Linked DNA regions of Homo sapiens: region 1 is linked to region 2. A link is a loop called in an ENCODE intact Hi-C map of the cell type or tissue named here. Cell type or tissue: endothelial cell of umbilical vein. All regions are shown on one strand.

Region 1 (8,000 bases), 190 kb after region 2:
CTAGAAAGCCACATTGGCATTGAATAGATGTGAAGCTAGAAAGGTGAAATGGAACAAAGAATAAAGCCTTATTTATGGCTTTGCCTGTGGTCAACCCTTGTAAAAAAAAGTTGTGAAAACACATGCTTTTCCAACTCCATGAGGATGCAATAAAGATAAAGGAAGTCAAGATAAATGAAAACAATCTAAGTCCTGAGAAAAGGGTTCAAAATCCAAATTACACCATTTCTTTCTCCTTAAAAATCAATTTGACATGGACACTTTCAGAAAGGAAGAAATTGCTTTTAAATCATAGATCTGAATTCTAAAATCCAATCAAAAATCTTGCACTCAGATGTTCCAGATACATTTTTTATAAGTTCCAAATCCATTTTTCATAAGGCATAAAATGGAAAAAATCTCCTGCCATTTGTAGAATGTCTCTATTCTAAAAATATATTCTGGTATGTTGAGTTTTTTACTGTATTACATGCTATATGATCTTATAAAAATCTCTGGATGAAAAAGGGAACTGGAATAGGAAATTTCACTTTAAAAAATTATTTTAAAAAGCAGCACAATAAATATGAAATTTACAAGACACCAATATAATGCGAATAAATTATTTGAAATGGAAAAGGAATAACCTGTGCTGTACATGTGTGTGTTTTTTAAAAAGACGTGTTTCTTTCCCAAGTCTTGATAGTTCAGTGAAAGAAATGTAGAAATAATGAAACATGACATATTCCTTAAATAATTCAAATGAGAAGAATTGGGAGGAAGGAAACAGAATGTAAAGATTAGCTTGTGCCCTACAATAGCTGAACAGGGGCATTGTGGTAGGCTGTCTTGAGAGAATCAAAATTAGACATTCCAACATATCAGCGAGATTGCTAGTGGTCTTGGGAAGGTTCCCTTTTGTTCACTACCAAATATGCCTTCTTTGAAGGGAATCCTTTTCTGCCCTCTCAGGAAAAGAAAAAAGAAATATACTGGAATAGTGATAAAGCTATTTCTAGGGCTCCTACTAATCTTTTATGAAGCCTCGTCTGCTATCTCTTTTAGAAACTAAAAATAACGTGAGGTGATACATGAATATGCAATGAAATATTAAAGCTGCTCACCCAAATTGGGGAAGGTTCTCACTGTTACAATTGGGAAATTACCAAAATTAATGTGAATGTATGAAATCCGGCAGGAATTAAATCCCAGGTGCTTGTCAGCTGTTGCAATTTGAGTGATAGACATAAAAACTAAAGATAGACATAAAAACCAAAGTGAAAAAGAAAGTGGAGGTGCTAGGAGCGTTGCTTTCTGGACGATACCTGTGGCAAGATGATGAGAGAATTATTCCAGTGCTCTCTGAGCAGCTGCCGCTTAAGACCTTCCTATTATTCCCACTGTTATGCTCAATGACTTTTAAAAAGCTATTTTGGGTGCAGTTCTTGGGCTCCATCCAATATATATCTTTTTATTCTTCGCTGGTGTATTGCCACTTGAATGGGCTGAGAGAGTTATATAAAACAAGCCAGATGGTAGCTGCTTGAGGTTTGAGATACCTTGTGCTGTAAGGGGGTGTAGAAGAAAATAAAGAAACAATAAAAACCTAAAAGCAAGTGTAAATAAAATAATGTTTAGATGAGGGGACTGTCTTTCTTATATCTAATTAGTAAAACACTATTGAAGTTATCTATAAGGAAGACAATGTTAAATGAACTTATAAATAATACCAGATTAGATTACCTTTTAAGGAGTAAATATTATTTACATTTGTCATCTCCAGGAATTGGTGTATTATCACAGAAAAGTGCCTGCTAAGTATAATTAACGTGACTATTTTTGACTTTCACACAGATTGAAAAAAACATGAAATTGACATTCACTAATTATTCACTTGCAAGGAAAATAAATCTTAGGCCTTCATTGTCTACTACTCAGAAGATGACAAATTACAATTTCAAGAGAAATCTGGTAGGAGGAAATGTATCTGGCAGCTAGTCTTTGATGTGGGAAACCAGGGGGCCAGGAGTCTACTTCCGATTTTTTCACTTATTGGACATTTAATCTTTGGGGAGCCACTTAGCTGCTTAAAGACATTTTTACTAACTGAAATGGATATCATGAATAAAATTACTTCCTTTCTCTCAAAGAAAAAGTTTCAAAAGTTCAATTTGCTTTCTAGACCTGGGGAGGATAATAAATTGAAATGCCCATGAATATAAAAAACACACACAATTAAAAAGTTATGGGCAAAGGAACACAATCAAGTACAATATTCCCATTCTAATATTGATGAAAGAAAATGTCAAGCAATGTAAGACTAGAACCCAGGTTTTCTACACTTTTTCCAGTATAGTATAAGAATACTTTTTACAAAGTAATGGCTTTGTGCAACAAATATAAATAAAATACAAACTAACATAGGTATCATGCAAGTGAGGTAGAATATATAAGAGGAATTTGAATGTCTAGAATTGATAAAGTAATTGAACTTTATGTCATATTACTCATAAAAATTTTATACTTATGAAATAAGTAAAATCCAGAAGATACCAGAAAATCACATGCAAAGAAAGATGAGAGGAAAGTTTTAGAAGATGTAAATTTGAGGGGATCCTTGAATATAAAGAAAATCCTTTGGTGTCAGGGGAAAAGGTGACAGAAGCAGCTTCTTGAACAAAGAAAGATATAAAAAATGCTATGACACCAAATGAACTATTTTTGAGAATTAAAATGTCAGAAAGTAAAACAGTTAAATTCTTAACATGCTGCAGGATTGCATTTAAATATTTTTTTGGCCAAAAATGTTGAAGATTTAAAAAATGGAGAGTATCTCTCATTTTCTAATGGACATTAGTGGAAATATAGGACATATTTTATAGAAAAAGCCTGTATAGTTAACTTTGCTATAAAATAATCATTACATGATACATTACTTGGTTCAGTGGAACTGGTATGTAATTATGGATATTTTCAAGTCACTTCTATATACATACTACTGATCCATATTTTCAGTCCATACTGCTAGTAGTTAGCTGATATAATGAAGATTTGCTGTAATGGACTGATTTCTTTTTTTGAATGGGCTACTCTTTTTTTAACATATATTTGTCTTTTGTCTCTAATAAAGATGTCAGCTCCTTGAAGACTCAGACCATTCCTTCTGCAGTGCAAACTTATATAACAAGATATAATGTGGCCACTTATTATCTGTGTACTCTGGAGAAATCTAACACAGAAGGGATATTGGAAAGGTGGAATAGTTGTTCTGTAAAATCTCACACTAGATCACTCCAATGTGCATTCAACCCTAAAAGTGCCTGATGGAGGTGAAGACCTTACCAGGCTCAATAGAACTGCTAGAAAAACAGTCGGAAAAATAGAAATGCAAATGGATAGGTGAAAGATAATTTAAGTAGCATTTAATTTCATTTTAATAAATCTCCAGCACTTAGTTATTTGTCATTCAAATAGGTGACTCTTCATAAGCACTGATGATTGACTTCTTGTGAACAAAGGTAATTAGAAATTCACAGAATCTGTAAATAATGTCTTAGGTCAATTTCTGAGCATAACTAGTGCTCCTGAGGATCAGTAGTACAGACCAAGATGGCAATTCATAGTGGAGAGAGCCGGCTTCTTGATACTTCCTTTTGCTAGGTGACATTTCTGTTTGCTAATGAAGATGCTCTTGCGGTAAGAACACAGCTCATGCAGTTTTATGTCAGGAAAGAGATCCTGGGATAGAAGAATTTTCAGAGGAGATGCTTAAGCTTTACCAGTTTAAAGAGAAATATTCCCTTTCTAAATATCAACAGTTTCCCAGTGAATCTAAAATACTCAGAGCGTGCATGTTAATAAAGATGATGTCACAAACCACTGGGGTGCAAATTAGATTTCCATTCTTTTACTTCTACTCCTAGATGTGGATTATAGTTATTCATATTTGACTTGGAAAGAGCTGAAACATAAGAGTTTTAAAACCTACCTAATTCTGACCATCTTAGATATTCTGAATGCTGGATATTATCTCTTAATATAGTTTACAGTGATTTTCAGTTGTGCTATAGAAGACACATGCAAGATAATTATCTGTTGGTGACAACAGCAATGGCAAAAATCTTTGTAATGCCCATGCTAATCTCATCTCATTATAATCTCTCTGCACAGTGGGTGGCTTGCTGATGGTCACATGGCCAGAAACTGATGATGCCAAATTCAAACCCAGGATTCTCATGCCAGATACTAGCTCAATTTATTTATTTAACATATTACCAAATTGAGCCCTTGAAAGGTTAAGTGAGGTATCTAATGTTACATAACTAATAAAGGCATAAGTTCCATTTGGAGCTCAACTGTTGCCAAGTAACTTAGTTCATATCTAGTCATATAGTTCTACAAGTACAATGATAACATTACAACCTATGTTTTTTTCAGCATTTAAAATAAAGGGAAAACATGAGTGAATTCTGGACTAACACCAAGATCCCTGTGAGTTTTCCATCACGTGAAATAGAATACTAATAATGATTTACATGACTCACTTCCTCTTTCTATTCATATTTTCATAATAATTTATTGTCTACTTCATAGCAACATAATGACAGAATGGGAAAAATACTGATCCATGTGGGCAAAACTACAGGATGTTTCCTCACCCTGGGAAGTTTGTTGTTTCTGATATTTTAGGAAGGTAGCTAGAAAAATGGTGGCTGGCGGAGACGATGATGTGGCCCTGCTGTGAGCTGCTAAGGGTACAAACACACTGCAAAGGAATTGTAATTTGTGGATTGTGCTTGTGCTTCTTGTTATGAGATTTTAAAAACAAAGTTGTTTCCTGTAATTATGCCCAGCAGGCACAGAACTCACTACCTTAGTGCTTGCTCGAAAACTTTAGTAAGCATTGATTGACCCTTGAGAACAGCTTGAAAAACAAATAGAAGGTACATATCTAACCTGAACATTCTCTGTTTACCCATGGAACAAAAAACAGCCAGAAAAATTAGCTTGAAAGGACCATCTATACGGTAAGAGGGAGGAGAGGGGCTGTGGGAACAGCATGGTGTATGTTCTTCTAAGAAAGAACCCAGTAATTAAGCCACATAGACCCTTTAGCCTAGAGAAGGGTTTCTTGGCCTTGACACTGTTGACATTTTGGACTACATAATTCTTTGGTGGTTGGGGGTAGCTCTCCTGTGCATTGTGGGATGTTTAGCAGCATTACTAAATGCCAGTAGCACCCTTTTCCCTGAGTTGTGGCAATTAAAAATATCTCCAGATATTGCCCATGTCCCCTGGGGGCAGTATCATCCCTGGTTGAGAACCACTGGCAAAGATGAACCAGTTCCTCTCTACAGAAGACAAATATCTTCCTGTCTGCGCAACTTACTGTGTTCACTAAAAGCTGGTACATCCTATGCAGCACCACTCACTGCAGAAGACTTGTCTCTTCCCGAAGTGAGTGGTGCTGCATGTGTAAGCTACATATACCATAATATCTCAGCCAGTTTAATTCATTCAGATGGAATGTGCATGCTCCAGGGGACAAAAGTTTGTCTAGCTTGAATCTCTAATGCTCAGAAAAGTGAATTCCACATAGTCAGTGCACAATAAACATTTGCTGACTTAGGCAATGAATGTATGATGAAATATTTCTTAAATTCTTAATTAAAAAGAATATAACACATTTGGTTCTTACTCTGAACGATTATTACAAGGACCAGTTTGCATCAGAATTTGACCTACATCAAATGAAGCTATAACAATATTATTATCTGTACACAATATTTAACTTTTTAAAATTGTTAGGCCTTTAAAAATGGGGAAACAGAACTGATTTCTAATGAGAAGTAACAGAAGTAACAGAACTGATTTCTAATGAGAAGTAACTAAGCACAGTTTAGACACACTAATATTATGCAATTTGCTTTAGGTTATCAGATTGAAAGAAAATCTTTTCAGCAGAGATGCTAGAAGAAGGGTAAACATTTATGCTTTTAAATTATAGTTCAGATCTCTGCTTTCAGTCAGTTAAAAACTATTGATGCAATTAACTGCAATATGTGTTGGTCTAAAAAATAAAGTTCTTGAACTATACGCATATCATCTGGACCTACCCATATCTATAGTTTTTTCTCCTTTTACTCTCAGGCTTTGTTGATTGAGTCCCCAGGATGCATTATGCTATTTTCACAGTCCAGGAGGTATATTCTCATGGATGGTCCTCAACTTGTTGTTCATCTGGTCAATTACTCAAGTAGACTTTATGAAGATGTTTCAGGAAATGCTTAATTTTAGGAGTTGGGACAAACTAATGAACAAGAGAGAATAAGAGCATTTAGGAAGAAAACCATGACACCAAAGTGTCCCAAAAAATCACAGAAAGGGAGTTAAAAAAAGACCAATCAGTAGTACCAAACATTAAAGTGAGTTTAAGGAGGATGAAGACCAGTAAAAGACTATTGAAATTAGAGTTTAGAGGTCACTAGAAACTTTTAAGAGAACAGCATTATGAAGTGGAAGCTGGATTACAAGGGCTTGACAAGTGAGTAAAAAGCTGTGATTTTAAAACAGTGCACAATTTTGCAGTTGAAAGGACAAAGACAAAGTAATAACTCAGGGTAACATGGTGAAAAGCTGTCTTTAGAATGTTACAGACCTATACATGTGTGTAGACAAAGAGAAGTTACCAGAAGTGAGAAAGATTTAAAACATTATAAATTAAAACGGAGATGACTTATAGTGCTCCAGAGGAAGAGCATGGAGGATGAGGTAGGGGTGGGGTTGTCTAGGAGAAAGAGAAAAAAGAGTGAAAATAAAGATGTTCTGGAAAAGGGATGATAGAATTGATAGGAACACAATGGGATGTTGTTGGTCTTCATGTGAACTAAAAACTAAGGTTATCAACTGAAAGAGAAGGGATTAGGGGCATTGTGGGAATTTCAGACATTTGAAGCCTGGAGCAGCAGGAGTACTGAGTAGCAGTGAAAGCCCATTGGTGTCTCATGAGGAGAATCCACAGTGGTTCCAGTCACATGACCTGGTCTGCCACACTTAGCTACTTGGGAATGGAAACTGAGAAATCAGATCATAGGGTCTCAGGAACTATTTAAATATATTAGACATCTAGAAAGGTATACGGTTGATATGGAGAAGAGTGGGGGCCCTGGAAGAAAAAAAAGGGAGAGAAGATTGTATTTTGAGTAGAAAGTGGCAAAAATGCTATATGTATTGATCCATACTCTAAGAAACAATGTGATATGCATTCAATCATTTTTATATTGTCAGTACTTCACCTTCTGCTAATATGATCCATAAAAGTAAATCCCTAAGATTTCTTTCCACTCCAAATTTCTATGTTATGAATGACTTTGTTTTATTTAATATTTTTAATTAGCTCAAGAAAAATGCAATCATAAATACTGATATCATTTGAACCTGTGTCCTCATCCAAATCTCACGTTCAATTGTAAACGTGGATTAGTTTACAATGGATTACAATGGACGATGGATTAGTCCATTCTCACAGTGTTAATAAAGACATACCCAAGACTGGGTAATTTCTAAAGGAAAGAGGTGTAATTGACTCGCAGTTCTGCAGGGCTGGGAGGCCTCAGGAAACTTACAATCATGGCAGAGAGGACGCATATACGTCCTTCTTCATGTGGCGGCAGCAAGGAGAATGCAGAGTGAAGAGGGGAAAATCACCTTATAAAACCATCAGCTCTCGAGAGAACTCACTCGCTATCATGAGGACAGCATGGAGGTAACTGCCCCCATGATTCAGTTATCTCCCACTGGGTCCCTCCCATGAAATATAGGGATTATGGGAACTACAGTTCAAGATGAGATTGGGCTGGGGGACACAGCCAAACCATATCACCCAACGTTGGAGGTGGGGCCTGCTGGGAGGTGATTGGATCATAGGGGTGATTTCTCATGAATGGTTTAGCACCATTCTCTTGATACTGTCCTCATGATAGTGAGTTCATTTTCTTGAGATCTGCTCATTTAAAAGTGTG
Region 2 (8,000 bases):
AGGTTTCCAAATTTATCCTGGAAAAAGGCACACATCTGTAAACTGGGGTTGGATTGGAAGGATTGCATAAAGGAATCAAGACTTGAGCTTCTTCCAGTTAGTGAGGCAAAGATTTCTAATAGAAGAGAATTTGAATTTGATAATCTAGCAAGTGAATTAAAAATAAGGATGAGTGAAAACTCCATGGCTTATGGCCTGCATTTTATATAGTTAAGAGCTTTAAGAATTAGATAGTATGAGGAATAAGTGAGAAACACACTCTAGCTAACACCTTTTAAATGTATTGGGAGTGATAAATATGAGAAATTTGTCATGGTTGAGATAATGAAAAAGGGACTATTCCATGGCAGTTTGAAAAACTTAAGAAATAAGAATATAATTTTGGTGGACTAACTGCATATTAGACATCTCCATTTGTTGTCTTAATTGGTGTCATAGGCTTAATATGTCCCTAACCAAGCCCATGCTCTCCTCTCTTCCTGAACCTGGATTCTCCCTAGACCTGGACTAGGTCTTCCTGACCCTGGATATTCTCAATCTATAATTAGTACTAAATAATTCTAGAACAAAAGGGAGAAAGGGAAGCTAAGTTGTTTATACAACAAAGACAATATGGGCAAAGCCTGAATTTCCAAAAGCAACTCTGCCTGAAGTAAATGTGATTAGATTTCAGGATGCAGATATATTCTCTTGGAAAGCAGAAGGATAACAGAAACACCACACAGTGCTTCTTAAAATCTGTTTATAATTTAAATAGCCCTGAGAATTTTTATATTTTGTCCTGTCACTACAATTGCTAGAGCTTTTATCTAGGCCACAATTACCAACACATATAGAAGAAAAAAATAAATTGGTGGTTAAGATTTAAGCTATTTAGAAAATAAACACCTTAAAACACATGTTACCGTAATCCTAGAACTTTGGGAGGCCAAGGTAGGCGGATCACGAGGTCAGGAGATCGAGACCATCCTGGCTAAAACGGTGAAACCTCGTCTCTACTGAAAATACAAAAAATTAGCCGGGCATGGTGGCGGTAGCCTGCAGTCCCAGCTACTCGGGAGGCTGAGGCAGGAGAATGGTGTGAACCTGGGAGGCAGAGCTTGCAGTGAGCTGAGATTGCGCCACTGCACTCCAGCCTGGGCAATGGAGCGAGACTCTGTCTCAAAAAAACAAAACAAAACAAAAAAACAAAAAATGTTACATAAACATCTCTAAAAGGGAAGATTTAACAATACATGGCACACAGTAAGCATTCAATAGATACTTGTTGAACGAATGAATGAAATTGAACAATAAGGAGAAATATGAGCTAAAATTCAACATGGATTTTATTGCTTTCTTGTTTGCCCTAGAATAAGAGTTCTGGAAATCTAATGAATAGATAAGTCATATATTTACAATTTATAATGTGATATCGGGCAGTGAAATATAAAGGTATTTTGGCAATTTAGATAAGGAGGCATGCAGACGTTTGTAAATCATTAATGAAATGGGCCATTTACCCTACCTGTGAATTTAAGTTAAAAGTTAGCCTGAATTATGCATTGGAAAGATTTTGCTTCATTTCCAGCTCACTGCAATGTAAACTAGAAAATTGCCCATTTATGTCAGATGTGTGTGAACCAGAGCAACTCCATCTTAAATAGGAGCTGGGTAAAATGAGGCTGAAACCTACTGGGCTGCATTCCCAGACGGCTAAGGCATTCTAAGTAACAGGATGAGAAAGGAGGTCAGCATAAAATACAGGTCATAAAGACCTTGCTGATAAAACAGTTTGCAGTAAAGGAGCCAGCCAAACCCACCAAAACCAAAATGGCGCCGAGAGTGACCTCTGGTTGTCCTCACTGCTACACTCCCACCAGTACCATGACAGTTTACAAATGCCATGGCAACATCAGGAAGTTACCCTATATGGTCTAAAAAGGGGAGGCATGAATAATCCACCCTTTGTTCAGCATATCATCAAGAAATGACCATAAAAATGGGCAACCAGCAGCCCTCGGGACTGCTCTGTCTATGGAGTAGCCATTCTTTTATTCCTTTACTTTCTTAATAAACTTGCTTTCACTGTGCACTGCAGACTCGCCCTGAATTCCTCCTTGCACAAGATCCAAGAACCCTCTCTTGGGGTCTGGATTGGGACCCCTTTCCTGTAACATTTAGATTAAGAAAGTTTCTTGGAGGAAGTGCGTCTCAGTGGAAGAAGGAAAAGCCATGTGGCAAAATGAAGTGTAATGAGAACTTGCTCAAGAAAATAAACATTATGGATAAGATAGATGTATAGAAATGATTAATCATTTTTCTTTATGACTTTATTCCAAGTTTTAAATAAATGATACAACATATTTATCCTTGTAAGGCAAGAAGCAAGCATGGATAGTGATAGAACTACAAGGTGGGAGATGGTTGGCTTTATCATTGTGAGTTGATTTTTTTTTTCCATTTATTCATCAGGTACTTTTGAGTCAGGCGCCCTGCTAGGTACCTGGTTTATATGGATGATGACATGGCCCCACAATCTAGAGGGGGCATCAGTCAAATAACAAGTTAGCAATGAAATTTATATTACCAGTTGTGACACTATGAGCAATAAGTGAAGCAGACAGGTACAAGAATAGAGAATAACAAAGAGCAAGGTAGGGATTATCTTTGGTTTTCAGATGATGGAACTGATATTTGAAGAGGATAAGAAAATGATTTGAATTCAGATGCTTGGTGAGTGGCAGAACTGGGATCCTAATCATGTCAGTTTGATTCCACAGCCTGAGCTGGAATTAATGTTACAGTTTGCAGCACAAACTCCCTGCTTAAATCCCTGCAGTGGCTACTCACCACCTCTGGAACATAAAGTTCAACTTTCCTGACTGGGCTCTGCCTCTCTAACTTCATTTCTTAGCAGCTCCTCTACACTACACGATCTGTTTTGTACAACCAGGCCTTAGCTCTCACTGTCCTTTTGGCCTATCCCTTTGCCCTGCACAATCCCTCAACCCGGTTCTTGGTTTCTCCAGGAAGCGCCCACGAAATCTCCAGTGGAGGTTAAGTACTCTTCCTCTGAGCTCTTGTGAAATCCTGTTAATTAGCTCCCGGCAGGTTACTACCTGTGGACCAGATCTGGCTGCTGCATGTTTCTGTAGGTCGTAAGCTAAGAAAATGTTTACATTTTTAGAGTTGAAAAAAATAAAAAAGATTAATATTTCATGACATATAAAATTACATGAAATTTGCATATCAGTATCCATAAATAAAAAGTTTGATTAGAACACAGCTATGTCTACTCCTTACAGACTGTCTGTGGCTGCTTTTGTGTTGCAATAGAGTTGAATATTTAGTTGCGAGAGACCATGTGGCCTGCAAAGCCTAAAATATTTACTATCTGGTCCTTTACAAAAAAAGTTTGTTTACTCCTAATCTAAATCACACAGTATTTTAAAGTGGATCTCCCTGAGCTCGTTCCAAGCTCTTTGTAGGCAGGTATCACAAAATCCATCTCACTACCACCAGCTCTCCAGCTCCTCACTGTGGCACTTAGTAAGTAGGCATTTAATACATATTTGCTGAATATGTGATTCCATACTTTTGTCCACAGGGTAGTTCTTCAAATCCTTGTGAGCAGCCATCCTGCTACCCATCCAGTGTTTCCCTTTATAGGTGCAACATCCAGCCATTCCTATCCTTCTGGTGACATTGAATGTCCTGAAACTAATCTGGTTTAGTGCCTCTTTACATCATCTGTTTTTCTTTTTAAAACCCGGCATTATTTTTGAAAATTATGAAGAAATTACCATTTGTTAGAATGTGTACCCTTTTAAAATAAAAATTAGGTATCACATTAATAAATAACAATGATCTGTCCTTCTGGTTAATGAATAGTTGGTCTATAAAGACAAAACTTAATCAACATGATATCATCTTTTTCTCTTTGGTAAGAGAAAGGAAAGGAAAATGTATTTGCTGGCCGACTTTTGGTTTATAAACTTGAAACCTTTAGTTTCTCTGATCTCCAGTGTGGAAAAAATAAAGTAGAAATTCAAATATTTACTTCTGGCACCCCAGAAGAAAATACCAGAGTTTCTACTTTATTTTCTTCTTCTAAAAATAAAGGATTGGAAATTTACTGAGGTCTGATGTACAGTATCACAGAGGTGCCCCTGTTCTGGCATGATTCACACGCAGTACTCAAGGTTTCCTGAGGGTGGCATGGAAGCGCCACCGTGGGGTGGGGTGCCAGAGGGGCCTGCACTTTATTTGCTGTTAGCATTTTTCTATGTATTGCGCTTTATGTGAGCCCAGTTAAATTGGTTTATAGATTATGTTATTTAATTGTAACCAAACTACTCTTCACAAAATGAGCATGTTGCCTAAAATGAGTCCTGAACAACAACTGTGGCTTGAAGAAAACTTGATAATGCAAACACGAGTGAGAAATGAGAATATGACCCAGCTGGTACCTCTTCTTCAGCTGTGCTCTGTCAGTCATGCCTACAGGTAAAAATGATCATCTATTTCAGGTTAGAGAAGCTGGCTAAAAGCTTCTCTAAAAGTTTAAAAGTTTTAAGCTTTTAAAAGTTTTGATTTAAAAAAAATAAAAAACTTCAGTCGATGTGATATATTGACATATTTTCTGTAAATTCCAAACTAAGTTCATATTAAATATTATGAATATTGTGCATTTGTGAGGCATTTTTTTGATGTGACCATCTATAAAACTAAGTGTTGAAATAAATGGAATCTAATATTATGCTTGTGAATTGCTACATTACAAAGTTAAACAGATATCTTAAAGAAAAGTGAGGCATATTTATTATTAACAAATTAGTAATTATATTTTAAAGGGAGAATAACATTTTTATCATTCATAAAGCAAATTGTAAAATGTTTACTTTTGCTTTATCTTTTACATTTTTTGACTTTTAAGTTTATAATGTCCATTTTATATTACTATAGTGGTCTATATACACTTACAAACCTACAAGTAAATGTATAAAGAGGAATGTGCTCCCAAAGTTTTACTGATAGGTGAACATCATCAACATTAAAAGATGTCTGATCTCATCGGACAAACCTAAGCTAGTTAAGCACAAATTGTAGGAGAGGATATTCCTCTCTCCCCCAATCATTTTCATTTTTACAAAATGCTTATTTATCTGGTTTACCAATAATTACTTTTTTTGATGAAAAGAGATATAATTTTGAGAAAAGAATTGCCTATACTCCTAAATCAGAGTCTACATTTTTGGATGAGGGAAATATCTTGTCATTTCTCTCTTTCACAGCCTGATAGAATTTGTGATCATTTATGATTAATATTTTTGGTACTTACTTATTGTTGGTCTCCTTTTTGAGAAGTTAGGACCCAAAAGTGGAGAGATAATGTTCATGGTATTGACTGAATTTCAGGTGCCTAACACACAGCTGAACTCAGATGGGGTGCACAGTGCGTGCTGATGGACAACTATTTAGAAGCTAGAGATAAGAAGAGAGGGGAGGGATGAGGGGCTGTTGTGGGTATGGTTTCCTCTCCCTCTGAGATCACAGCAAACCATGGACCAAGAAGGTGACTTAGCCCTGGAAATGAAATTTTAGATCTACTTGTTGGGGAATCCTCCTGTATAATCAACAGCTTCAGTTCACTTTAAGCATCATTTGCTTGTTCAGAAATACTGTCAGCCTTCCGGAGTTTGGTCTACATTTCTCAGCCAATACACAGTGATTTAGACTGTGTCTACCCTTATGGCCTCAGCTTAAAGAACTAGCTGTAATATTGGGCCTAAAGGCTGCTGACCTTTCTATGGTAGTAACATAATGGGCAATCCTGAGTGTCCATCATAGGAATCACACAACAACATAGCTAGGCTGTGCTAATCAATTTTTCTACAAATTATAAATATAATCTGGATAACTTTATCCAACATAATAATGTCTTATAATCATTTCAGTTCATTTTGATTTGTTCTGATTGAATTTAATTCACTTTACTTCAATTCAGTTCATACTATATGTTAAACACTGGGGATTAAGTGAACTATTCGAGTTTTCATTTAATTTAATTTCTTCATGGGGGCCTACAATGTGCTAGGCGATGCTAGATGACGGTTATGCAAAAGTGAATTAAGTTGGTCTCCTTAAAGGAGTTCACAGAGAAAGAGCCACGAATACCTACAGTGTGTGATAAATCATGGGACGAGATAACTCCAGTGCACCATGGGAACACAGAAAAAGAAATAATGAGGGTGTTGGCAACCCTGATGATTAAACAATTCATTCTCATGAATGAGAAAAGGTATGTACAGAACACAGTTGAAGAAACACAACAGTCAGTGATCAAGTGAAAAAACGTGGACAGTATAAAGGTAAAGAAGAACAAAGATGGGTTTAGGATATGTGGGAAGTTTCCTGGAGGAGCAAATACTTAAACTGGCTCTTCCCCCTCCACCTGTTTTTCTGGACTACATTTTACCAAACTAAAAAAGGAGGGGCAGAAAAGAAAAAGGTAAGATGCTATGAAACTTTTTATCTCAAACCTCTGAGGCATGACTTCTGAAATGATTAAAAGTAAATTAAAACTGCCCAGGAAGTCACAGGCTGCATGTGAGTGTCTTCCCACCAGGAAGCCACAGCTCACTGTTTCACGGCCACTCTTTTTTGTATTATGTAAACTTGTAAACACTAACCTTCCTCTTTTTTATAGTCATTGAATAGAACACAAATTCCTTCTGGACATTATTTTCCAGCAGAAATAAGAAACACACTGAAGAAAATGAATAAAGAGCAATTGTTTCTTTAGCTCATTAGGGCATTTGCTGTTTATGAAGTCGCAGGGATTTGCATGTGTTGGCATTTGCAGGCACAGTTGGATAGCGTTACTTTGTCAAAATAATCTATAGAGAGTATTCATTGTGAGTCAACTGATGATCATTTTGCTGCTCAAGAGCATTCATTATCTTCTAGAGTTGAGGTTTCTATGATTTGGGGATTATGGCCAATTGAAATTACAGTGTGCACTGTCTAGGTGGGGGAAGCTGTGAGTAAGTGGGCAGGCTTAGGTAACAGATGCAGCTGGAGTGAGGAGCTGGGCCTTTGCCATTTCTTTACCTTGTGACCTTGAGCGAGTCTCTTTTCCAAACCTTAGTTTTCTCATTCATATATGGGGATAACCATACCTACCTCATGAGAGTATGAATAGGATTAAACAAGACGAAATTAGTAAATGCACAGCAGAGAAAGCACTGACTAGATTATAACTATAATTATTATTAGCAGTAGTAGTCTTTCATTCGTATTATCTTAAGGAAAAAATAAAATAATCACTTTTGGTGAGGATACATTTGTCTTTAATAGATGTGCTCTTCCATGGGCTGATGTTGTCTTTAGGCTGGGCATGATCTTTTAGAGTTTTAAAATGAAACTTTAGAAGATTGGAGGGATTTAATAGGTTAATTCCCTAACCTATGGCAGGTAGGTAGGGTACCATCCCTAACTCAGTATTTCTTTTATTTTTATTTTTTATTTTTATTATTATTATTTTTTGAGACGGAATATCGCTCTGTCGCCCAGGCTGGAGTGCAGTGGCGCGATCTCTGCTCACTGCAAGCTCCGCCTCCCGGGTTCACGCCATTCTCCTGTCTCAGCCTCCTGAGTAGCTGGGACTACAGGCGCCCGTCACCATGCCCGGCTAAATTTTTTGTATTTTTAGTAGAGAGGGGGTTTCACCGTTTTAGCCAGGATGGTCCCGATCTTCTGACCTCGTGATCCGCCCGCCTCAGCCTCCCAAAGTGCTGGGATTACAGGAGTGAGCCACCGCGCCCGGCCCTAACTCAGTATTTCTGATAAACTTTCCTCTAGCTTTTGTTTGGGAACTAAAATGGGAAGAACCAAGTATGGATTTCCATCACTTATACTCATGGATCCCAGTTCAGGTCTTTATAGTTAATAAGAGTAGGTTCAATTCTTTTCTCACATTTTTCAGACAGTTATGTCCTCTTTGAATTCTGTATTTT

The links. A loop is a pair of places that touch in the nucleus more often than their neighbours do. Peaks named below come from ENCODE experiments on the same cell type or tissue, not always from the same donor. Only the 100,000 strongest peaks of a DNase experiment are listed, where the experiment ranks them.
Region 1: it touches region 2 in a loop (3.0-fold over the local background); 3 of 110 quality-filtered maps call a loop at or near these places.

Annotation. Positions count from the first base shown.
Region 1 is chr12:79,180,668-79,188,667 of GRCh38, reverse strand. The region is part of intron 3 of SYT1 (synaptotagmin 1); the gene reads right to left. Among named protein-coding and RNA genes, the nearest start is that of MIR1252, 230 kb to the left of the region's middle. In endothelial cell of umbilical vein, no CTCF peak of the experiment used is centred here; a DNase peak (open chromatin) is centred at 4,447; H3K27ac peaks cover 2,162 bases.
Region 2 is chr12:79,370,293-79,378,292 of GRCh38, reverse strand. All of the region lies in intron 9 of SYT1 (synaptotagmin 1), which reads right to left. Among named protein-coding and RNA genes, the nearest start is that of MIR1252, 45 kb to the left of the region's middle. RefSeq lists a silencer at 7,977-8,000. In endothelial cell of umbilical vein, a CTCF peak has its summit at 4,204; a DNase peak (open chromatin) is centred at 4,212.